Linked DNA regions of Homo sapiens: region 2 is linked to region 1. The links are chromatin loops, found by intact Hi-C in ENCODE. Cell type or tissue: PC-9. All regions are shown on one strand. Links, peaks and the distances in the headings refer to the core of each region. The heading gives the core; the rest is flanking DNA. Region 1 overlaps NANS (N-acetylneuraminate synthase). Region 2 overlaps CORO2A (coronin 2A).

Evidence for each region. Hi-C counts contacts between places; a loop is a spot of excess contacts. Peaks named below come from ENCODE experiments on the same cell type or tissue, not always from the same donor. Only the 100,000 strongest peaks of a DNase experiment are listed, where the experiment ranks them.
Region 2: a loop joins it to region 1, with 4 times the contacts of the local background. A loop is called at or near these places in 9 of 110 quality-filtered maps.

Annotation. Positions count from the first base shown.
Region 1 is chr9:98,079,470-98,090,093 of GRCh38, reverse strand. It overlaps NANS (N-acetylneuraminate synthase), which reads right to left. Exons shown (of 6, transcript NM_018946.4): 5 at 9,012-9,278; 6 at 7,017-7,248. The coding sequence ends at 7,039. It overlaps TRIM14 (tripartite motif containing 14), which reads left to right. Exons shown (of 6, transcript NM_014788.4): 6 at 2,089-5,741. The coding sequence ends at 2,624. Among named protein-coding and RNA genes, the nearest start is that of NANS, 28 kb to the right of the region's middle. RefSeq lists a silencer at 2,134-2,403 and enhancers at 1,813-2,486, 2,487-3,161. In PC-9, for the core only: no CTCF peak of the experiment used is centred there; DNase peaks (open chromatin) are centred at 8,433 and 9,126; H3K27ac peaks cover 1,792 bases.
Region 2 is chr9:98,138,851-98,156,290 of GRCh38, reverse strand. All of the region lies in intron 2 of CORO2A (coronin 2A), which reads left to right. Among named protein-coding and RNA genes, the nearest start is that of TRIM14, 28 kb to the right of the region's middle. RefSeq lists an enhancer at 14,117-14,166. In PC-9, for the core only: no CTCF peak of the experiment used is centred there; DNase peaks (open chromatin) are centred at 7,590 and 9,840; H3K27ac peaks cover 4,280 bases.

The sequences.
Region 1 (10,624 bases), core at 5,625-10,624:
AATAGAAGTGGTTATAATGAGCAGCATTTTCTCCCACCTTAGACATATATCCAACAGAAATGCATACATATGTGAATCAAAAGACCTGCACAAGAATGTTATGTGACCGAAACACAGGTTCAGTTGCTCAACGCTTTGCAGAGTTCAATTAACAAGAGCGAGGTCTGGTATAAAGAAAGTGGTTTTATTCTAAAGATTAGCTTAGGGGAAGAGGTACAGGCTCCTCCTGCCCTTAACGGTACCGCCTCACTTTTGGGGCAGAAAGCAGAGGCTTTTAAATGGGGACTTTGTATGAATGGCATGCAGGGAAGGAGCAAGCAGATGGGGGTCTATATGACTCATTTTGATGCGTTTTCTACCAAGTGGTTGAGCTGGTGCCATTGAGGGCAGAACTAGGTTGTAATGTGGCCGTTGTCTTGAGATGCTGTCCGGGTGGAAGAGTTCTGTTGAAGGCATACTTTATGTTGTAAATTGACTGTTGTCTCTTAAGGCAATCTCCTGGTGGGAGAAAGTTCTGGTTCTAGACCCTCTAAGTAGGTAGATAAGTTTGCCCTGTAGGGACTATCTGGTGAAGGGAAGGTAATGGTTATAATTACATTTCTAAAGAGCTAAGTAGAGGCAGGGCACAGTGGCTCACACCTGTAACCACAGCACTTTGGGAGGCTGAGGCAGGCGGATCACCGGAGGTCAGGAGATCAAGACCAGCCTGGCCAACATGATGAAACCCTGTCTCTACTGAAAATACAAAAATTAGCCAGGCGTGGTGGCAGGTGCCTGTAATCCTAGTTACTAGGGAGCCTTAGGTAGGAGAATCGCTTGAACCCAGGAGGCCGAGGTTGCAGTGAGTCGAGATCACACCACTGCACTCCAGCCCGGGCAACAAGAGTGAAACTCCATCTTAAAAAAAATAAAAATAAAGAGCTAAGTAGGAAGTGGGAGACAGGAGAAAAAGGGGGAAAATCTTAAAAATAATTCATTCTCTTTCTCTTAGAAAAATGCTCTTTTTCTTAGAAAACTCAGTCTCTGTTACACGTTTACAGTTATAGCAACATTAGTCACAATAGGCAACACGGAAACAATCCAAATGTCCATGGAAAACTGTTTGGCCTTGTTTATGAAAGCTGAATATCCACATACCCTGTGATCCAGACTTAAAAAACAACAACAACAACAACAAAAAAAACTTCATGTGTACATACATGGTGTAATGCAAAGAGAAATGTTAATGAGAGTTTAAATCACTACAAACTTTGGGGAGGATAGTTTTGCAATATGTATCAAAGACCTTAAAAAAATACCCATTGACCCAGCAATTCCTGTTTTAGGAGTATATTCTACAGAAGCAATCAGATACGTAAAAATGTAATTGTATTAGTGGTTTCAAAAGCTTTTTAAACGGAGGACTAAGTTATGCGTCCAAACATCAAAATTTTAGAATCTCCACTAAAATGCTCTTGTGAAAGGATATTATGATGTGTCAAAATGCCTCACAAGTAGATCAATCAATTTTAAAAAGCAGATTACCTAACGTCATGTATGGTGTGACACCAATATTAAGAAAAGCTATAAAAATTAGCCGGGCGTGGTGGTGGGCGCCTGTAGTCCCAGCTACTCGGGAGGCTGAGGCAGGAGAATGGCCTGAACCTGGGAGGCGGAGCTTGCAGTGAGCGGAGATCGCGCCACTGCACTCCAGCCTGGGCAACAGAGCGAGACTCCGTTTCAAAAAAAGAAAAAAAAGAAAAAGAAAAGCTATAAAGCAGCAAGGGGAGGGGAAAGATAGGAAGTACACACACCCTAATGTTAACAGTGATAGGATTAGTTTTAATTAAATTTGTATTAATTGGCAACAAATTTCACGGCACAAAATACAGACAGTATAAGGGATGTGCAGCAGAGTGATCTCTTCTTCCCCTTTCCCCAAGACCCCGCCCCAGGGGCAGTCGCGGTTTAAAGGGGTCTGTCACCCCTTCCTTGGGCCATTTCCGCGCTTCGCATTTTGTGATTTGCACGTGCGTTGGTGGGTTCCCGGGGGCGGGGCGCCGCGCTGGCCCCGCCCACCAGGTGCGTCCCTTGTCTCGCCCCCTGCAGACGCGCGCACGCCCACGCTGGATCCTGACACGATGCACGCGCGCCTGCGCCTGTCCGCCGATCGCCTGACGGTGCGCTGCGGCCTGCTGGGCAGCCTGGGGCCCGTGCCCGTGCTGCGGTTCGACGCGCTCTGGCAAGTGCTGGCTCGTGACTGCTTCGCCACCGGCCGCCACTACTGGGAGGTTGACGTGCAGGAGGCGGGCGCCGGCTGGTGGGTGGGCGCGGCCTACGCCTCCCTTCGGCGCCGCGGGGCCTCGGCCGCCGCCCGCCTGGGCTGCAACCGCCAGTCCTGGTGCCTCAAGCGCTACGACCTTGAGTACTGGGCCTTCCACGACGGCCAGCGCAGCCGCCTGCGGCCCCGCGACGACCTCGACCGGCTCGGCGTCTTCCTGGACTACGAGGCCGGCGTCCTCGCCTTCTACGACGTGACGGGCGGCATGAGCCACCTGCATACCTTCCGCGCCACGTTCCAGGAGCCGCTCTACCCGGCCCTGCGGCTCTGGGAGGGGGCCATCAGCATCCCCCGGCTGCCCTAGGGGCCAGGACCGGCGTGACAGCCTCCAGGTACGCCGCAGCTGCCCAGTCTCGCCTAATCTACCTAGATCAGCGTGGCTGGTCCCCTTACTGCCTGCTTCTTAGGGCCCTCTCCCTGCCCCAGCTTTCCCCGACCAATCACGCCTACAGTGCTTTGAAGGTTTCCTCTCCTAGGCTAGTTTCAAACAGGCCCTAAACAAGTCTGCTGCTGCCCTCTCATCAGACCTCCGCACCCTCACCCCACCATCACTTACACTACTTTAATCCAGTTCCTTCAAAGTGATACCCCCACAGGTAAGCCCTCAGCATCCTGAATACATCATCCGCAGCCTGGGAACCTTCTCCCTCGTACAGCACAGGAACCTGACACATAGTAGGCACACAGTAAACGTTTGTGAATGAATGGGAGTCATCCAGTCCTGACTCTTCTGTCTCTTGAGGTCCCTTGAATCTTCCGCTTCCTCCCCACCGATTTCAGCGTGTCCACATCACAGCTCCCTCCAGAAGCTGCAAGAGCTTCTTAGCAGTTCCTGGTCTGAACCCTCTCCCAGTCCTCATCTTCCACCCTAAAACTAGAGTGATCTTCCTAAAACTTCACTTAACCCCTCAGCTATGAAAAGGCTTCCAGGAGTTTCCATGAAATAACAAAAAAAAATACAAGCGCCTCACCTTAGCATTCAAGGCTTGTCTAGTCTGCCCAAAATTACTTATCCTCACCTAGCTCCTACCACTCTTCTTAGAGACTCTCCAGTCAGAAATGTGTCGCATAGTTCCACCTCCACACCTCTCTGCTGCCAGCACATTCATGCAGAAAAGTCTTTTCACCTGTCTCAGTCTTCCGCAGGCTTACCTGCGCCAGGAAGTCTAACCAAGGAACAAGAATCTCACTATCAGAGCCACAAATCTGGGACCTGTCTTTCCAACTAAATTGGAGGCTTTGGAAGGGCAGCTTTGTCCTATACTCTCTCCACCCTGAAAAGTTCCCAGAAAGCCCCTTCCCTCCCAAGCAGTGAATTAATAACCAGCAGGTGCCTATCACTGAGTAACAGAAGAGCTGAGTTAGGCGGGCCTCACAGGTCACCCAGCCAGATCTCATCTGGGGAGTCTGAGGTCCTGAAAGAAAGCAGAGCTGCGTAAAGTTACCCCGGGGTGATATAGGGGGGCCAGACGTGTGCCCCGTTCACCCACCCCCAGGCAAGCATCTGACCTGTCCCCTGGCCCAGCCCTTAGGCCCAGCTTTCAACCTGCTTACTCATTTCTCAGGGGATTTTGGGAAGGAATCAGCAGGTGACAGTTGCTAAGCAACCAAAGGGGGTGGTGTTTCCCAACTGTCTTGGGACAAAAAGGGTAAGAGCACCCTTAGATCCAGATGTTGCCAAGGAAACCCAGAGTGCCCAGCTGTCTGGAATGAAGTGACAGAGGTAGAAAACAGTAGGCCCTCACAGGAGGCCACCTTCGCTAGCAGGGAGTGGGAGGCTTCTTTCCAGGGATTTGTGTCTCCGTTCTGAAGGTTCTGCGTCCTGTTTTGTCAATTCCCTAGACGGTTTTGAAGTTATATTCTGTTAAAGCATCTTCATAGGTGCTTGGTGGGAGGCCAAGGTCGCCGAATCCTCGTGGTTTAAATAGACTTTCAGTGCATTAGTTTGAACCATATAAAACTGACAATTTTCAATAGTTTTTGAGTTAAAAATGGCACTTTTGATATGAGACAATGTAGCAGAATACCAGGCAGACAGAACCTTGCAAACACCTTAACTTCTAACCAAAGACTTTAAAACTCTGGCTGGACAGAGTTTTAAGCACTATGCTGCAGGAATCCTGAGAAAAAGGGGAAATTAATTCTATTAGGAATGGCCCAAACTGAATTGTGACAGGCAGAGGGTGTTCCTGACAGAGGGAAGATGAATACACTTGACCCCAACATTTCTGCCCATCCCTGATGACCAAGACCTCTTCCCAGACCCACAGCTGCAGGGGCCAAGTAATAACAGCTCTTAATAGTTTATAATGCACTGTTTTAATGCTTTACGACTAAACTCATCTGATCCTTTCATCAGCCCTAGAGGGTAGAAAGTTTTCCCAATTCTACACATGGCAAAATGGAGACCCAGAGTCACTTGCCCAAGGTCGCACAGCTAGTGGTGGAGCTGGAGTCTGGGCCCAGGCTGTGAGTTCCAGGTCTGTGCTCATGGCCACCAGGCCCTACTGCTCAGGGTGAATGCAGCTGGTCTCTGGCCAGTGCCTGGTGCTCTGGCCCCTCTCGTGGAGCTACTGCCCATGATGCTTTCCTAGTGCCTGGTTACTCTGCGAGACTTGAGTCTACCTTTGGACTGCCTTCCTTGGGGGTCTGAGATGAGGCCTTATGGCCCAGAGGGGAACTTGATTCAAAAATTTGGGATTCATGTAGCAGAGACAGAGCTAGACTGTAAAGGTCACAAACTAGCTGTGTCAAGGCCCGTGATAGCCAGAAAGCGGCAGTTTCAGTCCATATCAATTGTGTGACCAGGGCTAGTCACTTTTTACTTCTCAGTGCCATCTATAAAATGGGGATAATAGCACTACCTACCAAGTGCTGTGAGGCTCAAATGAGCCAAAGGTTATAAACTTGCCTTAAAACTATAGTCCTATACAAAAATTAGCTGGGCGTGGTGGTGCATGCCTGTAATCCCAGCTACTAGGGAGGCTGAGGCAAGAGAGTTGCTTGAACCCAGGAGGCGGAGATTGCAGTGAGCTGAGATTGCACCACTGCACTCCAGCCTGGGGACAGAGCAAGACTCTTGTCTCAAAAAAAACAAAAAAAACATATATACTGCTGTATCATGCCAGGATTTATCAGCATTCCCAAGGGAGCTTGCACGGTACTGACCGAGTGCTGAGACTACTGGTATTCCCAGCTGCCATGTGGCAGCAGCAGGAGCTACTAGAATATTCTCAGCACAGGAATGAGGCTTCCTTGGTTTCCATGTCTGTAAGGGTTACTGATCACTTACCTTCTTCTCTTTCAGACTTGAATCTGTAGACATTTCTTTATTGATATGGCAAATTGCTTGCAGATATTTTTAAATGACAGCAATTTTCTAATATTTGGTTTAATAAAATGTGAATAATGTCCCTTTTAACCATGGTCTTCACTGGGAGTTCATGTTGCTTCAAGTCCCTAGCACCCAGTGATACCCCCACAGGTAAGCCCTCAGCATCCTGAATACATCATCCGCAGCCTGGGAACCTTCTCCCTCGTACAGCACAGGAACCTGACACATAGTAGGCACACAGTAAACATTTGTGAATGAATGGGAGTCATCCAGTCCTGACTCTTCTGTCTCTTGAGGTCCCTTGAATCTTCCGCTTCCTCCCCACCGATTTCAGCGTGTCCACATCACAGCTCCCTCCAGTTCATGTTGCTTCAAGTCCCTAGCACCCAGACCCAGAAGGGCCTTTACTCATATCTTATTCCTTACGCAGCCTTCTGGTAGTAGTCAGCTGCTCCCTGATTAACTATCTCCAGGGATGGGGCATTCACTGCTTCTGAAGATAACTCATTAAAGTTCTCACTTACGTGTAAACAAACCCTGACTCCCACCTGTTCCCATCCAAGATCGTATTATAGCTTGAACTCCTGGTCTCAAGCAATCCTCCCACCTCAGCCTCCTAAGTAGTTGGGATTACAGGCTCACACAAGCACGCCTGGCTCACATACCACCTTCTAACATATTGTGTGACTGAATCACTATGCTATGGATTTTTATGCATCTGCCCCCATCTGAATGGAAGTTCTCTGAGGAAGGGATTGGGGCTTGTTCATGGCCATATACTCTGTGCCTAAAGCAGTGCCTGGCACAAAGATGGCCCTCAATATTTGTTCAGAGAAGGAACACATGCCATTTCCCTCTCTTTGCTCTGAAAGGAGTGCTTTCAGCATTTTCTGCCTACAAGATCCTTTGACCAGTCCTTTCTCTGATGTGGAGTGACTGCTATACAATGCCAACTAAACACAGAGGCCAAGGGCAGGAAAGGGATAAAGACAATGGAGAAGTAAAGGGCTGTAAGGAAGTGAGAATGAAGGCTTAAAGGAAAGGACATGTGCAGCCAGCTCTCACCCCTCTCTGCAGCCACCCAGCAACTGGAGGATATGGACTTTGTTTGGAACCACCCCTTCTTCTGGTGCTCTGTTTATAATGCACTGTTGGCCAGTGCACTAAGCTGGCCAACTTGAAGGAGAGATTGCATCACTGGATCTTTTTCTGTCTCCAGTGGGCTGACACAGGGCCTAGCCCAGAAACATCTGCTGTCTAAGGAGCAGGTGGAGGTGGATGACAGCCAGGTCCCTGGAGACCGCCATTCCTGCCCTCGCCTCACTCAAACACACCTGACAGCATCAGCAAGGGAACTGAGAATTCAGAGAATGGCACTTTATTTTTAAGACTTGATTTTTTTGCCATGATTATCTACCAATTCTTCCATGATGGTGTCATCCTCTTCAACAGTGACCAGGACCTTCTTGCCCACTAGATTAAAGATGTCTTCAGGAGGATAGCCTTTGGGCTCACCCACCTTCACGGTGAGCATGTCCATTGTTAGAATGGTGCCTTCCGGAATTTTCACTTTGGCCACCACAGACTTGCCCAGCTGTGGACAAAATGAACATTCAGTGCCAGCTTCACAGAAGTAACTAGTGCACACTACTTTACTTTACACTCAAGGTCCCTGATCAGTCTTCCCCAGGCAGTACCTTGGGAGCAGGCACTCTGTTGCCCCCTACACTGCTCAGAATATCTCATACATGGCAGGAATTCAACCAGTATAGATTGAATTCAGAGACTCAGAGGAGGAGCCTTTACAACAAAGTGCAAAGGAAAGGGCTGAGGCTATGTAGGCGGAGCCAGGTTCAAATCCCAGTCTGTGGGGTATAGGCCACGTTTTAGTTTCTCTGTCAAATGGAAACTTATCCTGTCAGATGACTGTAAGGATTGGTGATATTACAGAATGTACGTGGAACATAGAATGCTCTCAATACATGCAAACTCTGATTCTTTTGGTTACCATTCAGCTCAGTATCTCATTGTAAACATGGGGAAACTGAGGCCCATACAGGGTGGGTGACTTGGCCAGGGTTGCAGACAGCCAAGATGAAACATAACATAGGGATGAGATTCTTAACTCCTGACACACCGTTCTCCAGGGCACACACCTTACCGCCACTTTGTTTGGTAAAATAGAAATATGAAGGACTCATAAGATGGTGAATGTGGCTGTTATGCAGATGGCAAGAAAAGGAGCCCCCGAGGAAGGGGCAGATAATACAGGCAGATGAGGGAATGAAGGGTACCTGAAGCTCATGACCAGTGTTTGTCTTCTCTATAAATGCTTTCAAATAAATTACGTGTTTTATTACTCTATATCCTCCACGTAAGAGTACAAGGAATCAATTCTGCTTGGAATGTGGTGCCAGGAAAAAATGTCAAGTGATAATCATGCATCCTGTTATGTTTTACTGTCTGCTCAGAGAGCCAAATTAAGTGCTCAGCTGTTATAAATCTTACTCTGGTTTCTGGTCTAATTCTCTCCTGTTTCCTCTATAAAGAAACTATTTCTTTTTACTTTATTTTAATTTCCTGGTATAGATGCATCTTTGATTTGGGGAAGCAGGTAGGCCCCACTAGAATAAAAGGTGACAACAGTCCCAGGCATGCCTGGTGTTTGGTCTTTGCCTTGACCCCGACAGCCTACAGGTTAGGTGTGTGTGTGCCTGGCAGCCCCAGGATGCCTGCCTGGCTCTATGACTCAGAAGGCAAGAAGGTCCAGGCCACGGCTTCCAGGAAGCCCTGATAGTCAGCATGCCAGGCAGTGCTTCTAGGCCCACCAGTTCCTCTGTCTGAAGGTCACTGTTGCACAAGGAATAGCTGCATCATCACCCACCCACCTCTGCAACGACTCACTGCCCTTCCCACCAGTGCCACCCTGGCTTAGGAAATGCCACAGGCTCTTCTGGTACCTCAGGGAACACCGTGCCTAAATGTTTCTCAGGGCTTACCTGCTCCAAGGGAGCCCAGACTTGACTTATTCCAGGGCCTCACTCCTGTTACATATTCTGGAGTCTAGGAGTACTGGGGCCATGGGCTTCAGAGAATTAGTGGAAGACTCTAATGTGACCCTAGGTGGCCAGAGAAACTGCTAAAGTTAGATAACATGTGTCTCCTGCTGCTGCTACAGGCCAGAGTGACATGCATTACTGAAGAGAAGCCTGAAGAAGCTGACACGGGTGGGAGCACATTCACTGATCATTTCATCAGCCTGGCTCAGGGAGGGCTGGTCCTGACCATCCCTCTCAGGCCAGCCTATCCTTTTTCCACACACGGCAGCAGAACCGAGTAGAGTCCGGCAGGACACACCTTCTCATTGCAGGCCATCTCACAGGGCAGCAGCTGCTTGGTTGGGGAGCCCAGGGCACGCTCCACAAGACGCACTGACCGCACCAGCTCGGCCAGTTCTCCAGGCTCCAGCGAGGCCGAGTGGTCACTCCCCTTCCAGGTCTTGTCCAAAGTTATGTGACGTTCCAACACCTTGGCCCCCAGAGCCACTGCGGCCACAGATATCGCTATGCCTGTTTCATGCCCAGAATACCCTATGGGAATGTCAGGAAAGAGCTTCTGATATTCCTTTAAAATGGAAAAAGAAAAATAACATTAAATATCATGCTGCTTTATGCATATTCTCCAGGTGAAGCGTATCTGGTTGAGCCCCGGTTTAGCCACTCACTAGCTGTGCAGCCAGGGGCAAGATACTGAGGCTCTCTGAGCCTCTCTTTCCTAGGGATGATAATAATACCTGCTGAGTGTTGCTGTAAATGCATGAGAAGCACTCAGCACATTGTAAATGCTCTAAAAATGGTTACTGTTATTCTAAAGAATGCATTTTAAGAATGTTTCACATTGCACAATACACCAAGAGTAACAACAGAACTATAAATGAATGTCTAACCTCATTCAAAAACCATCTGTCACATTTAATTAGCCTGAGCTGCTGAAAGCAAGTGTGCTATATGCACAAATATCATCAATAATATACACAGCCCAATCTCAAAACAATCCTTTGGTGAAAATGATAAATAATTAATCCGTTATCTATAATTCACTGAATGCAACAAAAGACACTCTAAGATGGGTGAGTCTTGTTGGTGAGGGTGACCAGAAAGCTGAGTACAGTAGAAAGACTCAGGTAGCGTGTATTATTATTTTATTGTTATTTATTATTTCTTTTTGAAACAGAGTCTTGCTCTGTCACCAAGGCTGGAGTGCAATGGCGTGATCTCAGCTCACTGCAACCTCTGCCTCCTGGGTTCAAGCGATTCTCCTGCCTCAGCCTCCTGAGCAGCTGGGACTATGGGTGCCCGCCACCACGCCCAGCTAATTTTTGTATTTTTAGTAGAGACAGGGTTTCGCCACATTGGCCAGGCTGGTCTCAAGCTCCTGGCCTCAAGCGGTCCACCTGCCTCAGCCTCCCAAAGTGCTGGGACTACTGGCATGAGCCACGGTGTCTGGCCTCAGGTGGGATTTAACAAAAGATTAGGAGGGTTAGGTGGCAAAGGCCTTGAAAACCAGGCTTAAGGGTGTGTGATGGAGTGCGGGTTGCTACAAGTTTGAAAATTCAAACCACTGTACTATGTGCAGGCCCAAGATGGGATAGGCTGGCAGAATAACTCCTGCAATGTGTAGTGTCAAGAGAGAGGACATGACAGCACCTTGAGTGGGGACGGAGATACACTGAAAAGGAAAATAGCTGGGGTCACGTCTACTAAACTGTTAATTATCGGAATCTCTGTGGGATGGGAGTGCAGGGGATGTTTACTTTCGACATTACATATTTCACAGAAATCATTTTTAAATTTTAAAAATAACGTGATTTAGATAAGCTGTAAGTGAAGCAAAAACAGGATTGGGAGGGACAGAAAGTTTAGGTAAAAAGAGAGTAATGTCAGTTTTCAAAAAGGCTAACTTTTTAAGTT
Region 2 (17,440 bases), core at 7,243-12,242, 65 kb before region 1:
AGGCCAGAGGATTACTTAAGCCCAAGAGTTTGAGACCAGCCTGGGCAACATGGTGAAACCCCATCTGTACAAAAAATACAAAAATTAACTGGGCATGAGGGCATTTGCCTGTGGTCCTAGCTACTTAGGAGGCTGAGGTCAGATTACCTGAGCCCAGGGAAGTTGTGAGCCATGCTTTCAACACTGTACTCCAGCCTGGGCAACAGAGTGAGACCCTGTCTCAAAAAAAAAAAAAAAAAAATTCAAACAAAGAGCAGCAGAATAAACCCAAAGAAAGTTTGAGGAAGGAGATAATAAAAAGCAAAAATCAATGAAAGAGAATATAAGGATACATTAGAGAAGATAAAAGGGCCAAAAGTTTGTTTTTAGAAAAGGGTGATAGACAAGCCCCTGCAGAGACTGGCCAACAATAAAAGAGAAAGGGTACAAAAAGCATCAGGAATGAGAAAAACAATATCACAGCAGAGCTTTGAAATCTAATAAGAACTAATACAAGCAACTGTATGCCAATAAATTTGAGAACATTAACAATATGGGCAAACTCCTTAAAAAATATAACTTGTCAATACTGATTTATGTAGAAATAGAAAGCCTGAATAGTTCTTTAAAGGAATAGTCCTTTATGTACTTTAAAAATTGAACAATAGGCCAGGCGTGGTGGCTCATGCCTTTAATCCCAGCACATTGGGAGGCTGAGGTGGGTGGATCATGAGGTCAGGAGTTCGAGACCAGCCTAACCAACATGGTGAAACCCCGTCTCTACTAAAAATACAAAAATTAGCCAGGCACAGTGGCGGGCACCTGTAATCCCAGCTACTCGGGAGGCTGAGGCAGGAGAATTGCTTGAACGCAGGAGGCAGAGGTTGCAGTGAGCTGAGATCATGCCACTGCACTCTAGCCTGGGTGACAGAGCCAGACTCCATCTCAAAAAAAAAAAAAAAAAAAAAATTGAGCAATAAAAATTTCCCTTAAAGAAAATAGCAAAAGGAAAGGCGAGCTATAGAGTGGAAAAGGATATAATAAACATGACAAAAGACTCATTTCTTGAATGTATAAAATGTACCGAAAAATCCACAAAACACTGAACCAGCACTTCATAGCAAAGAAAATCCAAATGGCTAATAAGCATTTGAAAAACTACTCAACCTCATTAGTAAACCAGTGCAATACCACTACACATCAGATTGTCAAAAATGTCTAACACTAGTAAATGACAGCAAGTATACAGAGTTGTGTAAACGATCAGACACTTCTGATGGGAGTGTAAACTGGCACACCTGTTTTGGAAAGAAGAAGAAAATGCATATACCTGTGACCCAGAAATACCAACCATAGGTTTATACCACGCAGTGTTCACCACTGGTGCTCTGTCCACCAGAACAGAAGCATAAGAATGTGCATAGTAGCATTGTTTGTATTATTGCAAAACTGGGAAAACCTGTATGTCCAAGAACTTCATAAATAAATTATGGCATATCCATACAAGTGAATGTACAAAACCACAAAAAGGAATAAAGTGTAGTTATATACAACAACATGGTTGAGTCAGAAAGATAAAGTTGAGTGAAATAAGCCAAACAAATTTTAAACTATATCATTTAATTAACCTTAAATTAAAAACAGCCTACACTAAACCATACTTTAACAGTTGCATAATTACATAGTGAAATTTTAAAGAAAAACAAAGAAGAGACTACCATGAAAAACAGAATAGCAGTTACCCCTGGGGGATGGAGAGGGTTACGACTGGAAAGCATCTCGTGGGAGACCTCCTATGTGCTAGTAATGGTTCATGTCTTGGCTTGGGAGGGTAGCAATTATGGGTAATTTATTTTCCAGTAATTTGTTAAGCTGATAATTTTCATTCTTTACACTTTTTGCATGTTTCTTATATTTTACATACATATATTTAAAATATATATATATATGTATTTGTGTATATATATATATATATATATATACACACAAACACATAAGAAAGACTCTAGGCCTAGATGGTTTTACAGGTAAATCCTACAAAACTTTCAAGGAACAGATTCTAATCTTTTACAAACATTTCCACAAATAAAAAAGATGAACAACTTCTTTCCTCATTCTGTGAGGCCACTGTAACCTTGATACCAAAACCAGACAAGGAGGACAGAATAAGAAAGAAAAAAATATTGATCAATCTCACTCATGAAGATGGATGCCAAATTACTAGCAAATTACAGTAAATAAAAGATACATTCTGACCAAGTTGGATTTATTCCAGAAACTAAAGGTGATTTAATATTAGTAAATCTATAAAGATAAATCATCATATTAGCAAGTGAAAGAGGAAAAACCATATGATCATGTCCATAGATGGAGAAAAAGTGTTTGATAAAGCCCAATACCCAGCCATGAGAAAAACTCAGCAGCAACAAAAAGAAAATTAGCAAATGAAGGATAAGGGAGAATTTCACTGACCTATAGTAAACAGCATTTTAAAACCTTTTTATCTTGAAGCAATTTCAAGCCTACAGAAGATTTGCAAATAAAACTGAACTAATTCCTGATTAACCTTCACCTGGTTTACCGGTTTTAACATTTTGCCTCTCGGGGTGTGTGTGTGAGTGTGTGTGTGTGTGTGTGTGTGTGTGTGTGTGTGTGTGTGTGTTTGGAAACAGAGAAGTTACAGACATATAGCCTGGGCAGTATAGCAAGACCCCATCTCTTAAAAAATTGCTTTTTAGTTAGCTGGGCACAGTGGTACACACCTGTAGTCCCAGCTATACGAGAGGCTGAAGCAGGAGAATTGCTTGAGGCCACGAATTTGAGGTTGCAGTAGCTATGAAAGCACCACTGCACTCCAGCCTGGGTGACAGAATAAGACCCCATCTCTTAAAAAAAAAAAAAAAAAGTTATCAGCCGGATGCGCTGGCTTACGCCTGTAATCCCAGCACCTTGGCAGGCCCAGACGGGCAGATCACTTGAAGTCAGGAGTTCGACATCAGCCTGGCCAACATGGTGAAACTCCGTCTCTACTAAAAACACAAAAAATTAGCCAGGTGTGGTAGCGGGTGCCTGTAATCCCAGCTACTCAGGAGTCTGAGGCAGGAGAATCACTTGAACCCGGGAGGCAGGGGTTGCAATGAGCTGAGATCGTGCCACTGCACTCCAGCCTGGGTGACAGAGCAAAACTCCGTCTCAAAATAACAAAAAAAGAGAAAAAGTTATAGAGATGACCCTTTACCCCCAAATACTGTACTTCGGTCTGTATCTTCTAAGAACGAGAATATTCTCTTATATAACCACATCCTAGAAATTTAACATTGATTCAATGCTAATTATAATATACAACCCAAATTCAAATTACATCAGTTGTCCCAATGATGACCTTTATAATAGCTTTTTTTTCTGATCTAGAATCCAATTCAGGACCACACATTAGTTGTCATCTCTTAGTCTTCATCACTTCATGATATTAACATTTTTCAGGAGTAAAGGTCAGTTGTTCAGTAGAATGTTTCTAAATTTGGACTTACCAAATTGTTTCCTCATTATTAGAATCATTTATGTATTTTTGGCAAGAATATTGCATGAGTGGTGGTATATCATTTTTAGGTCATTACATCATGGGACACATGATGTCAGTTTGTCACATTATTCATGCTATTAACTTGACTTATTTGTTAAATAGTGCAAATATCATTCATAAAGGGGAAATGTTAGAAGCATCTACAGGCCAGGCAGGGTGGCTCACACCTATGGGCCCAGCACTTTGAGAGGCCAAGATGGGTGGATCTCTTGAGCCCAGGAGTTCGAGACCAGCAACATAGAGAAACCCCATCTCTACAAAAAATGCAAAAATTAACCAGGCATAGTGGAGCATGCCTGTAGTCCCAGCTACTCAGAAGGCTGAGGCAGGAGGCTGCCTTGAGCCCAGGAGTTCAAGGCTGCTATGAGCCATGAACGTGCCACTGCACTCCAGCCTAGGTGACAAAGCGACACCCTGTCTCAAAATAAATAAAATAAAATAAAATCAGGAATAAGATAAAAGGTCATGGCCTGCACAGTAAGACTAGAAAAATGTAACTTGTCAATACCAATTCAAGTAGAAACAGAAAGCCTGAATAGTCCTCTAACTACTAAACATTGAGCAATAAAAATGTCCCTTAAAGAAAAAACAAAAAAAAAAAACAGCAAAAGAGGCCGGGTGCAGTGGCTCATGCCTGTAATCTCAGCACTTTGGGAGGCCAAGGCAGGTGGATCATCTGAGGTCAGGAGTTTGAGAGCAGCCTGGCCAACATGGTGAAACCCCATCTCTACTAAAAATACAAAAATTAGCCGGGCATGGTGGCGTGCGCCTGTGGTCCCAGCTACATGGGAGGCTGAGGCAGGAGAATGGCGTGAACCCGGGAGGCAGAGCTTGCAGTGAGTCGAGATCGCGCCACTGTACTCCAGCCTGGGCGACAGAGCGAAACTCCGTCTCAAAAAAAAAAAAAAAAAAAATTAGCCGGGCATGGTGGTGCATGCCTGTAACCCCAGAGGCAGGAGAATTGCTTGGACCCAGGAGGCGGAGGTTGCAGTGAGCCGAGATGGCGCCATTGCACTCCAGCCTGGGTGACAGAGCAAAATTCCGTCTCAAAAAAAGAAAAATAGCGAAAGAAAAGTTGAAAGTGTTAGGATGGAAAAGGAAGAAATAAAACTGCTATTATTTACATATATAATTGTCTACATAGAACCCAAAAGAACATGTAGTCAAATTATTAGAAAAATAAGAGTATTTGGAAGGTAGTGGATACAAGAATCAGAACACAAAAATGAATTGCATTTGTACATACTGGGAATATTTAGATGATATAATTAAACATTTGCAATAGAATAAAAGAAGATTGGATACCTAGGAATAAACAAGCAACGCTTAGAAGGAAAATGATAGAACATTGTTAAAAGACTAATAAAGATGACCTCAATAGATGGAAATATTTACTATATTCATGGATAGACACTTTTACTTCCTCCCTCAAATTCCCACAGCATTCTCTTTTTTTAGGACATATTCCAAGCCTATTTTTTCCTTAGAACCATGCCCTGACTACTTTGAATTAGAGTCCTTTGTGCTTTTCTGCTAGTACCTCCTAATGTAGTTGGGTGCATAATTGTTGCTCATAAATTTTCATTAACTCCACAAATTATCTCATGGTTGTTCATCCAAATAAATAGGGAGGGTATAAATGGCAAAGGGAAGGGCACAAGCAAAGGCATGGAGGTGCAACTGTATATAGAATGTTCAGGAAGCAATGCAGAGAGCAGCTGTCTGGCCAGAACAAATAATCTGTGAAGGAGAAGAAGGGAAGTACCCTAAGGAAGTGGACTGGGGCTAGCTGAGCAGAGCCTTGAATGCTGGGGTGAGGCATGTGACCTGTATCCTAAAGAGAGAGAGAATGTTTCGAGCTAGGGAGGGACAAGTGCAAAATGGAATTTGTAGAAAGACATAAAAAGGTCAAAATGGGAAGGACCCCCTATAGATGGCCGATTTTGCTACTTGTTTCTTCCAAGCTTTGCATGCTTGTAAAAGATTACGTCCACCAAACAAACTGCATTCTTAATTAATTCAATAATTAGTTGGTTTTCCTTTTATTACTCAAACTCTCAGAACTGTCACTGTTTCTAACTTGCATGAACTGCTCGGTGTAAATGGGTACTAACAACTGATATAAAGAAAATAAATTGGTGTGATGTGATAGAGTGTGACGTGGGTTGGGAGAGGGGACCTAGTTTAGGCAGGATGGTCTGGGAAGGCATTCCTGGGAAGGTGATCTTTGAGCCGAGAGCCACTTGAGGCTCTAAAGGGAGAGTATGCTGGCAGAACAAATAGAACATGCAAACATTCCCCTGAGTGGGAATGGGTTTGGTGTGTCTGTGCATTGTCAGCACGTGGACACATGTGCTGTGACCACAGAGTGGTGGGAGGAGGTGAGGTCAGATTGGGGAGTAGGGCCTGGACTGTGAAGGCGTCGTAAGCCCAGGCAGGAGTCTGGGCTCTATCCTGAGTCCAGTGGGAAGCCACTGGAGGGTTGAAACTCACTTGTCAGCCAGGCGCTGTGGCTAACACCTGCAATCTCAGCACTTTGGGAAGCCGAGGCAGGCAGATCACGAGGTCAGGAGTTTGAGACCAGCCTGGCCAACATGGTGAAACCCTGTCTCTACTAAAAATATGAAAAATTAGTTGGGCGTGGTGGCAGCCACCTGTAACCCCAACTATTCGGGAGGCTGAGGCAGGAGAACTGCTTGAACCCAGGAGGTGGAGGTTGCAGTGAGTCAAGATCGCGCCACTGCACTCCATCCAGCCCAGGCAACAGTGCGAGACTCTCTCAAAAAAAAAAAAGAAAGAGAAAAAGAAACTCACTTGTCCTACACAGCCTGATCCTAGATAAAATGTGTGATTCTCTTTGGGCTTTTTGAAATATAATAAATAGCTCAAAGATACATGTTAATTGCTATCATCACAGACTCCTAGGAATCCAGATCCAACAGGAGCTGTGATACAGTTTGGATGCTTGTCCCCTCCAATTTTCATGTGGAAATGTGATCCCCAGTGTTGGAGGTGGGGCCTCATGGGAGGTGTTTGGGTCATGGGGGCAGCTCATGAATGGCTTGATGCCCTCCCTGTGATAATGAGTTCACCTGAGATCTGATTGTTGAAAACAGTCTGGGACACCTCCCCGTGGCCTGCGGCACACCTGATCCCCCCTTCACTGTCTGCATGATTGGAAGCTCCCCTGCAGTCCTTACCAGAAGCAGATGCTGGTGCCAGGCTTCTTTTGCCTCCTGCAGAACTGTGAGCCAAACAAACGTCTTTTCTTTGTAAATACTCAGCCTCACATATTCCTATATAGCAATGCAAAATGGACTAACACACCCAGGAGCCACTAATCAGAGCTTCTCATACTTTAGTGTTACAACACAGATTCTGATGTAGTGGGTCTGAAGTGGGGCCAGGGAATCTGCATCTCCAACAAGCTCCCAGAGATGCCTGATAAAATACAGGATGCCCAGTTTAATTTGACTTTCAGATAAACAACAAATCGTTATTTTTGCTTTTTTCTTTTTAATTAAAAGTTTTATTTTGACATCATAGTAGATTCACAAGCAGTTATAAGAAATAGTACAGTGCAATTCTGTGTATCCTTTACCCTGTTTCTTCCAGTGGTAACATCTTATAAGACTACAGTACGCAGTACAGCATACTGTTGTGATACTGGCATCACTACAGTCAAGATACAGAACATTCCATCATCACAAAGATCTGTTCCCCTCCACCCCCATTCCCTCCTTAACCCCAGATGACAATTAACCTGCTCTCCATTTCTATACTTTTCCCGTTTTAGGAATGTTACATAAATGGAATCATACAATATGTAACCTTTTCAGCTTGGCTTTTTTTACTCACTGTATTTCTCTCGCAGTTCAGCTGGGTTGTTGCATATATTGAGTATTGATCATTTTTTTTTGTGTTTTGTGTGTGTGTGTTTTGTTTTTTTTGTTTGTTTGTTTTGTTTTGTTTTGTTTGAGACAAGCTCTGGCTCTTTCACCCAGGCTGGAATGCAGTGGCATGATCATATCTCACTGCAGCCCTGAAGCCTCCACTTCCTGGGCTCAAGCAATCCTCTTACGGCAGCCTCCTGAATAGCTGGGACTACAGGTGCATGCCATCACACCCAGCTAATTTTTGTATATTTTTTATGTAGAGGTGAGGTTTTGCTATGTTGCTCAGGTTGGTCTTGAACCCCTGGGCTTAAGTGATCCACCCACCCCAAACTTCTGGAATTACAGGTATGAGCCACTGCACCTGGCCTCAATTATGTGTTCCTTCTTTCTTTTTTTAAATTTTTATTTATTTATTTATCTTATTTTTTTTTTTTTTTTGAGATGGAGTCTCGCTCTGTCGCCCAGGCTGGAGTGCAATGGCATGATATTGGCTCACTGAAGCCTCCGCCTCCTGGGTTCAAGCAACTCTCCTGCCTCAGCCTCCCAAGTAACTGGGACTACAGGCACATGCCACCACACCTGGCTAGTTTTTATATTTTCAGTAGAGATGGGGTTTTGCTATGTTGGCCAGGCTGGTCTCAAACTCCTGACCTCAGTTAATCTGCCTGCCTCAGCCTCCCAAAGAGCTGGGATTACAGACATGAACCACCTTGCCTGGCCTCTTTTTTTTTTTTTCTTTTTTTTTTTTAATAGAGGCGAGGTCTCATGATGTTGCCCAGGCTGGTCTCAAACTCCTGAGCTCAAGTGATCCTCTTGCCTCAGCCTCCCAAAGTGCCAGGATTACAGGCATGAGCCACCACTCCTGCCTCTGTGTCCTTTCTTACTGCTGAATAGTATTCTATGGTATGGATGCACTACAGTTTATATAACCATTCACTCACTGAAAGCCAGTGGGTTGTTTCGAGTTTGGGGCTATTACAGATTAAGCTGTTACAAACATTTGTGTACATATTTTTGGGTGAATATAAGTAAGTCTCCATTTCTCTGGCATAAAGGGCCAGGAGTGCGGTTGCTGAGTCATAAGGTAGTTGCATGTTTAGCCTTATAAGAAACTGTCAATTTATTTTTACAAATTTTTAGTGTAAGTAAAATATTGCATGGAACCTCCTTATGCTAAAATATTTGTTGTTTATCTGCAATTTGAATTTTACTGGGCATCCTGTGTTTTACTTGCTAAATCTGACTTCCCTCCTCCCAGGTGATACCGATCTACTTGTTTGCCAATTGCATTTTCAATAGCAAGGCTCTAATCTAGCTCAGGTTCATAATTATGGAAAAATCTCAAGCACAAAAGTAGATAAAAATAATATGATGAACTTTCCTCAGCCCAGATTCTAGAATTATCAAGTTTGCCCTCTTGCTTCACTCATCCCTTTTACCTGAAGTATTTTAAAGCAAATCCTAGACATTTTGTCATTTCAACCTCTGCCCCCCGCCCCCTACCACATGTCAGTATGCAATTCTAAAACCAGGGACATTTTCTGACATAACCATAATGCCAGGATCACATTAATAATAACTCTTGTGTCACCTGATTCCTAATTCATGTTAATGGTCCCTGGTTGCCTCATACATGCCACTTTGCTTGTGGTTTGTTTGCCTCAAAGTCCAGATGGGGTCCACATCTTGCATTTGATTGATGTTTCTTTTTAATTTTTTCTTATTGTAAGTAGAGATGGGGTCTCACTATGTTGCCCAGGCTGGTCTCAAACTCTTGGGCTCAAGGGATCCTCCTGCCTCAGCCCCCCAAAGTGCTGGGATAACAGGCATGAGCCACCACACCTGGCCAATATGTTTCTTATTAAGTAACCACATCCATTACTACTGTGCAGGCACCATGCCATAGCACTTACCTGCACAGACAGGCCTTAGAGGCTCTTTATTATGTTGTAACCAGGGTTGGAGTGATTATGCTGATACCTTATGAACATTAGCCCCATTTATAGGGGATCTTGCCCCATTGCACAGATGAGGTCGCTGAGGCTCAGGAAGATGACTTCCCAGAGGACCCTGTGCAGTGTGTCCAGGACCCGAATGGGAGCCCAGACCTGGGTGTGGCCTCGGGCCTTGCTCTCACTTCACTGACATGAGGCCCCTGAGGTTTGGCACTGATTTGCATCAGCTCCTACTTGTTACCAGGATTACGTTCTGTGCCAGGCACAGAGATGTATCAGTAGGTGAGTGATGTGAGAACAAGGAAGGGACAAGCTAGCTAATGATTTAATTAAGTACATAAATTGCATTGAGATTGGGAGATGTCTGGCCTTGCCACAGCGTGCAGGAAGTCCTTCTCAGAGGGGCCGGGCTGCCCCAGGCAGTTTCAGATGTCCCAAAGGGAGTGACACTGCAGGCAGGGTCCCTCCCTCTTGCCTGTTGTGACCCAGGGTGAGCTGGTTAGAGGGAGGCTGGAGGTGAGTTTCGCAACCTGCAGCCTTGGCAACCAGGGACTGTACTCAGGGAACAAAGGCAGCAGGGGAAGGCTGGGGAGAGGCCAGGACTGTGCTCCTGAGCCTGGGGCCCAGCCTGCCACAGAGTCACTCCAGGGAGGGGGTGAAGAAGGTGGACTTTGCTGTGAGGTGTGGAGGGTGGGGAGGAATGAAAGCAAGGGCAGGCAGAGCCCCTGGGGGTCAGCCCTGGAACCCTGCTGGGAGTAGACAGGCCAGAGGGGACATGGGCCTGAGGGCCTAATGGACACCGTGGCTTTCAGGTGCCTGGGAGAGTGGAGAGGAGCATTTCACTGCCATGATCTTAAAGGCCAGCCTTAGCCAGCATGGTGGCTCACACCTGTAATCCTGGCACTTTGGGAGGCCAAGGCAGGAGATCACTTGAGGTCAGGCATTCGAGACTAGCCTGGCCAACATACCAAAACCCTGTCTCTACCAAAAATAAAAAATCAGCTGGGCGTGGTGGCACATGCCTGTAGTCCCAGCTACTTGGGAGGCTGAGGCAGGAGAATCACTTGAACCCGGGAGACAGAGGTTGCAGTAAACCAAGATCGCACCATTGCACTCCAGCCTGGGCGACAGAGCAATACTCTGTCTCAAAAAACAAACAAACAAAAAACCAAGGCCAACCTGACCCTTCTCAAGCCGATGTGTGTCCACATCACTCCGCTGCTCAGATGCCTCCCAGGACTCCTTGCTGCCTGCAGATAATGTTCTGCCTCTCTCATCAAAGCCCTCTATGCCCTGTCCTAGCCAACTGTTTGGAACCTCAGAGCCTTCCATAGCACATATCTGTTCCCTCCATACAAATTGCCCTTCTAGAAAGGCAGGGTATGGGCTAGTCTGGCATTTTGGAAGTCTCTTCCAGTTCTAGGGGTTTGTTCATCCTGGACAAGAACATACTCAAGGAATGGGTCCTCTGTCTTCAAATATCCAAGGAGTTGGCCTGCCACAGAGGGCCCAGATGTGTCTATAGGTCCCCAAAGGACAACGCCAGGACCAGAAGTGGGAAGTGAGGGGAAGCAGGGGCCACCTGGAGGCCACACTGGGCTCGAAGTAGGAAACATTTTCTCCAAATTCACAAGGTCTGAAAGTAGGATGAATTACCTCAGGAGGAAGTGAGCTCCCTGTCCCCACAGGTGACCAAGTGGGGACACCAGCTGTGGTTCACCGCTTTCATCCCTGGATGTTGGATTCTACAGTAAACCCTCCAAAGGCTCATCTGGGTGCTCATAAGGAGAGGGGTGATGAAGGATGCTCTGCCCTAAATCATGGGAATGTGCTGTGCATTTTAGAAGTGCTGCCATTCCTAGGGTCAAGAAATGCTCCTCTCATCTCTCCCTCTGCTCAATCCCAGCCTCCTCTGGGCGGTCCCTGGTCCCACATCTCACCCTCTCCAGTCAGGACATGGCTCACCTATCCATTTGTCCACCTCTCTATTGGGTCCAGCCTTGCACCCTGGGCAGGGTGAGTAGACTCCATGCCCTCAGCCTCACCCCTCTTGCTCAGCCTCCTCTCTTGCCCTGTCCTCCAGCCTACCGTGCCCGCTGGCTGCTTCAGCCTCCTCCCACTTAAAACCTACCTGTGGCCCTGCCTTTCTGACTTGAGATTCCTCCCCTCCACCTGACCTGGTCAAAGTCTCCCTCTCTTTAAGGCCCAATTTAAAGTCCTCCTCCTCCAGGGAGCCTTCTCTGGTTCATCCCCCAGGTCTCTTGTGTGCCTCTCCTCTGAGCTCAAAGTATATTCCTTCCTGCCTCCTCCATAAGGTAGATGGCTCCTATAGCCCAGGATTGTGAGTACCGCATCTCTGCCATCACCTGCATGCAGTCTGGCACATAGTATGTCCTCAGTGAAAGGCCTGTATGATGATGATGATAACCATGGTGTGAGGACAGCAAGAGCAGACCAGGCCATAAGAGGAAACATTCCCAATCCTGGCTCTGCTGTCCTTAGTACATGATTGTCAACCTCTCTGAGCCCCAGCCTCTGCACTTGTAAATGGGGAATTCTTGTACTATGTCCTGGGGTGGTTGGGAGGTAAATCAAATATTATGAGCAACGCAGCTGGCACTGGGCCTGGCACATATATGACTCCCTAGATTATGGTTTCTAAAGAAAAGCTTTTTTTTTTTTTTTCTTCGAAACAGGATCTCACTCTGTTGCCCAGGCTGGAGTGTAGTGGCACGATCATGGCTCACTGTAGGCTGGACCTCCCAGGCTCAAGTGATCCTCCTGCCTCAGCCTCCCGAGTAGCTGGGACCACAGGTGTGCATCCCTACACCGGACTAATTTTTGTAGAGATGGGGCCTGTTGCCCAGGCTGCTCTTGAACTCCTGGCCTTAAGTAATCTGCCTTGGACTTCCAAAGTGCTGGAATTACAGACATGAGCCACTGTGCCCAGCCAAGAAGCATTTAAAAACCTATTTCTTATAGACATGGGAACATGTCTGATCCAGCTGCCTGCATTCACCAGTAGGAAAACAATCAAGCCACTAGTTCATTCATGGAGGGCATGCCTGGAGCCACTGCTATGTAGGAAAGGATGGGAGTCCCCATGCAGAACAGTTTGTCCCCTGCCCAGTGAGTATATCCCCTGGCCCCTGAAACATACTGAGCAACAATAAAACTGGGTAATGGTAATGAGCTGTGATGAGCTTCTCCTGGCTAATGTACTGAGTACTTAGCAAGTACTGGGCACCGTCTTCAGTGCTTTACTGTGAATGAGGTGCTACTACTGTTGTCATTTCGTAGATAAGGAAACTGAGGCATAGAGAACTGAGGTCACTTGCCCAAGGCTGCACCATGGTAAGGGATGTGGCAGGGATTCCACCCCTGGAAGCCAGAGTCTGCCTGCCCACTTCACCTCTGCTACACTGTGTGTCCTCCCTCTGCCCGTCCTGCCACCCCTGCCTCCCAGTCTCCACCCTGAGCTGTTGGGATGCTCATTTGAGGCCATGACTATGATGCTGTTGTAGGAACAGCTGCTCCCTTGACTGCTGAGGGTCGTGACAGTGGCCTCACAACCTCTCCCTTTCTGGCAATGGAGGTCAGCCGTAGAGAGTCCCCAGTCTGGTCCCCCACCCGCCTGACTCCTCCTGGGTCCTTCTGTCCTGTCTTCCCCCTCTGCCCCAGGGCAGCCCCTTGGAGACTTGGAGGTGATGCCTCTCCAGGCAGGGCGGCCCAAGCCAGGGTTCTGTGGGGTCTGCGAGGGGAGCAGGCGTGTCTCCCCTGATTTAGAGCTTGTACACCACATCCATCAGAAGCCTGTTTCTGGCTGAGTGCTGGCCTAATGGGCAGAAGGTGGAAATGGCCTCCTGATGATAAATGTCCCTGACAGGCTTTTAGCAGCTCAGTCAATAGCCCACCAGGCTGGCTAATGTCCGCTCCTGCCTGTGGTCCTCAGCGTAAAACCTTTTAGAAGCAGAGCAATCTGCCAGCCCAGGGCAGGGCAGCGCAGGGCAGCGCAGGGCAGCGCAGGGCAGGGCAGGGCAGGGGAGGTGGGGCGGAGGGGAGGGCTGGGGTGGGCTGGGGTGTGAGTGGGCAGCCTTCCCTCATCAGCTGAGAAGGAAGAGAAGGCTGAGAAGGAAGAGAAGCTGTCTAGGGCTAGGCCCTTCTGAGCCACGCCCAACCCTAAGGCGCCTTCCCTGAGTCTGTGGGAGGTGGGAGGTGTGTGTCTGAATGGGGCTCCTGGGCACTTTGCCTCCCGTCAGCCCGAGGGCAGCCTGACTATTGGCTCATCTGGCTTTTCTTGGGAAACCGCACTGCGGAAATTGGGGCATGGCCCTGGGCCAGAGTCTAAAGGCCCGGAGAGCAATCAGTGCCCCACAGCCAAAGACACAGTACTGCTCATGGCCTTTGACCCAGGAAATGATCCCAGAGAAAGGAAAGGCTGTGTGCAGGAAGGAGGCCAGGGCAGGGACTCACAGAGCACTCACTGGTGCTCCCTCAGAGCACAGGAAGTACAGCACCAGGCTCACACTTGGGGAACCAGAGGCCTGGGCTCAAGCCCAGCTCTGCCCCTCACCTTTGCAGTGACCCTGGGCAAGTCCCTACTCCATGCTGGATTTCCCCAAGTCTGAGGTCCGAGAGAGGGTGCTGGGATCCATTCGCAATGCCTGCCACAGGTGCAGGATAAGACAGTGCAGCTGTGGGCTCCATTCCTGGTCTCTAGAGCCCTTCAAGAGCTACAGTTTTATAACAGAAGTTTTTGGCTAATCCTGGATGGACCCATTTTTTCAGAAAATCTGTATTTTTGTTTTTAAACACCTTTTTTAATTGCAAAACTTACATAGCTAAAAATAAGACAAAGATATTAAAGCCAGCCATTTATTCCACCATCTAGATATAACCATGATTAACATTTTGGCTCATTCCTTTTAGTTTTTTTTTCTCAGTTTTGACATACAAATATACATACATATACATATAATAGTAGCTTCTGTTACTGAGCACTTACAGTAACACCTGACTGTTGGGCTCTTCATGCATAGTATCTCATTTAACTCTCAACAATCCTGCAAGGAAGAAATGATTATTCATTCACATTTTACAGATGAGGAAAAAGAGGCTTGCAAAATGTGAGCAGGTGCACAACATGCTCAGGTTTTAATTTTCGAAAACTCACCTTGAGGACAGTGTACAGGATGTCCTGGAGGCTAAGCAAGAGGTCATTGGCAGCTGGGCGCAGTGGCTCAAGCCTATAATCCCAGCACTTTGGAAGGCCAAGGCGGGCAGATCACCTGAGGTCAGGAGTTCAAGACCAGCCTGGCCAACATGGCAAAACCCCGTCCCTACTAAAAAATACAAAAACTAGCTGGGTGTGGTGGCACGCACCTGTAATCCCAGCTACTCAGGAGGCCGAGGCAGGGAGAATTGCTTGAACCTGGGAGGTGGAGGTTGCAGTGATCCGGGATCGCACCGCTGCACCCCAGCCTGAGCAACAAGACGAGACTCCATGTCCAAAAAAAAAAAAAAAAAAAGGGTCAGTGGTCCCATGGAGACCTGGGCCAGGGCCTGTGGGTGCAGTGTCCTTCTAAGACCCTAGCTCCAGGTACCGCCCTGCCAGGACAGGGCAGGAAGCATGCACCTCTCTCCCCTGTCCTGCTGTAGAAGAGGCAGAGACCACTTGAAAGAGAGAAAATTTTCACCTCCCTCCATGCACATCACTAACAAAGGACACAAGTCCACATTCTTTCCTTTTTTTTTGGTTCTCTTTCTCCCTCTGAATGTGTAGGTGTGTGTATAATTTTTTGTTTTCAGAACTCTTTGAGGGTAAGTTACATCCATCTTAGCCCTTCATCCCTAAATACTGTTTCCTAAAAATACAAATATTCTCTTACATTACTGCAGTACATTATCAACTTATATAAGTTTAATGTTGTGATAATACTGTAATCTACCGTTCTTGTTTAGATTTGTTAAATAATGTCCTTTATAGCGTTGTCCCCTCCAGTAGGGGATCCAGTCTAGGCGGAGGTGTCTGATCACTTTTTCCTGAGGGGAGAGACCTGGATTAGCCAGAGTATTTCCAGAGGGAGGCACAGGACCACCTCCTCTGTTTGCAGAGCTACTAAAATGCATGCATAGGCCAGGCACGGTGGCCCATGCCTGTAATCCCTAACTTTAGGAGGGCAAGTTGGGAAGATTGTTTGAGCCCAGGAGTTCAAGACCAGCCTGGGCAACATAGCAAGACCCCATCTCTACAAATAATTTTAAAAATTAGCTGAGCTTGGTGACACATGCCTGTAGTTCTTAGCCTGGAACTTGGGAGGGTGAGGTGGGAAGATTGTCTTACCCCGAGTTCGAGGCTACAGTGAATCATGATTGCACCACTGCACTCCAGCCTGGACAACAGAGTGAGACCCTGTCTCTTAAAAAAAAAAAAAACAAGTACAGTGGTCTCTACACAGATGGGGAGGTGATGGAAGAAGAGAAGGTTGGGTGTTCCCTGAGTCCACCCTGTTCTTGAAAGTCCCTCTAGAAAAAATCCCAAGACTATTGATTCTGCAAAGTCAAGGACTATGTTGAGTGTTCACCTTGCAATCAGCCCCTCCAACAGCACCTGTCCCCTGGGCACCTCGGGAATATTTGTGGGATGGATGGATGTTGGCCAGTTTTCTTCTCAGCTGTCTCTTTCACTTAGATATAAAAATGGCTGGGGGAGCATTCTGGTGGGTGGCTCAAGAACCTGGAACTAGATGGTGGATGTGGGAGGTCGAGGGCCTGGGTCCTGGTCCCTGTTCTGCCAGGGCCATGCAATGTGATGTGCAAAATGAGCAGATTGGTCACTGCCAGTCCAAGGTTCTGTGACTGAACTGGTGTGGTTTCTCTATGACCCCAAGAAATCCAAGTCTCTTGGTGGAGTTGGAAATAGCTTCAGGGCTGTGTGGCATGGGCTGGGGGACCTGTATGTCCCTCCCAGCACCTATACAGGAATTCTCATTAGGAAAGGGGAAAATGAGGGAAATGCCCTTTCTATGTAATTGAGGTAGAATTCACATACCAGAAAATTCACCGTGTTTTGTTTTTTGTTTGAGACAGGGTCCCATTCTGTTGCCCAGGCTGGAGTGCAGTGGCACAATCATAGCTGACTGCAGCCTCGACCTCCCAGGCTCAAGCAATCCTCCCACCTCAGCCTCCCAAGTAGCTGGAACTACAGGTGTGCGACACCATGCCTGGCTATTTATTTATTTATTTATTTTTGAGACGGAGTCTCACTCTATTGCCCAGGCTGGAACGCAGTGGCACAATCTCAGCTCACCGCAACCTCCACCTCCTGGGTTCGAGTGATTCTCCTGCCTCAGTCTCCCAAGTAGCTTGGATTACAGGCATGTGCCACCACGCCCGGCTAATTTTGTATTTTTAGTAGAGGTGGGGTTTCACCATATTGACCAGGCTGGTCTCAAACTCCTGACATCAGGTGATCCACCCATCTTGGCCTCCCAAAGTGCTGGGATTACAGCCGTGAGCCACCATGCCAGGCCTAATTTTTTGATTTTTTGTAGAGACGGGGTTTTGTCCTGTTGCCATGTTGGAAAATTCACCGTTTTAAGGTGTATAGTTCAGTGGATCTTAGTATATTCACAAGGTTGTGAATATACTGTGAATAAACTGTCACCACCACCTAATTTCAAAATCATTTTGTCACTCCAAAAAGACACCCCTCACTCATTAGCAGTCACCCCCTATTGCCCCTTCTCCCAAGCCTGAGGCAACCAGAATCTTGCCTTCTGTCTCCATGAATGTATCGTTCTGCATTTTTCTTTCTTTTTTTTTTTTTTTTTGAGACAGAATCTTGCTCTGTCGCCAGGCTGTAGTGCAGTGGCATGATCTTGGCTCACTGCAACCTCTGCCTCCTGGGTTCAAGCGATTCTACTGCCTCAGCCTCCCGAGTAGCTGGGACTACAGGCGTGCACCACCACGCCGGGCTAATTTTTTGTATTTTAGTAGAGACAGGGTTTCACCATGTTGGCCAGGAT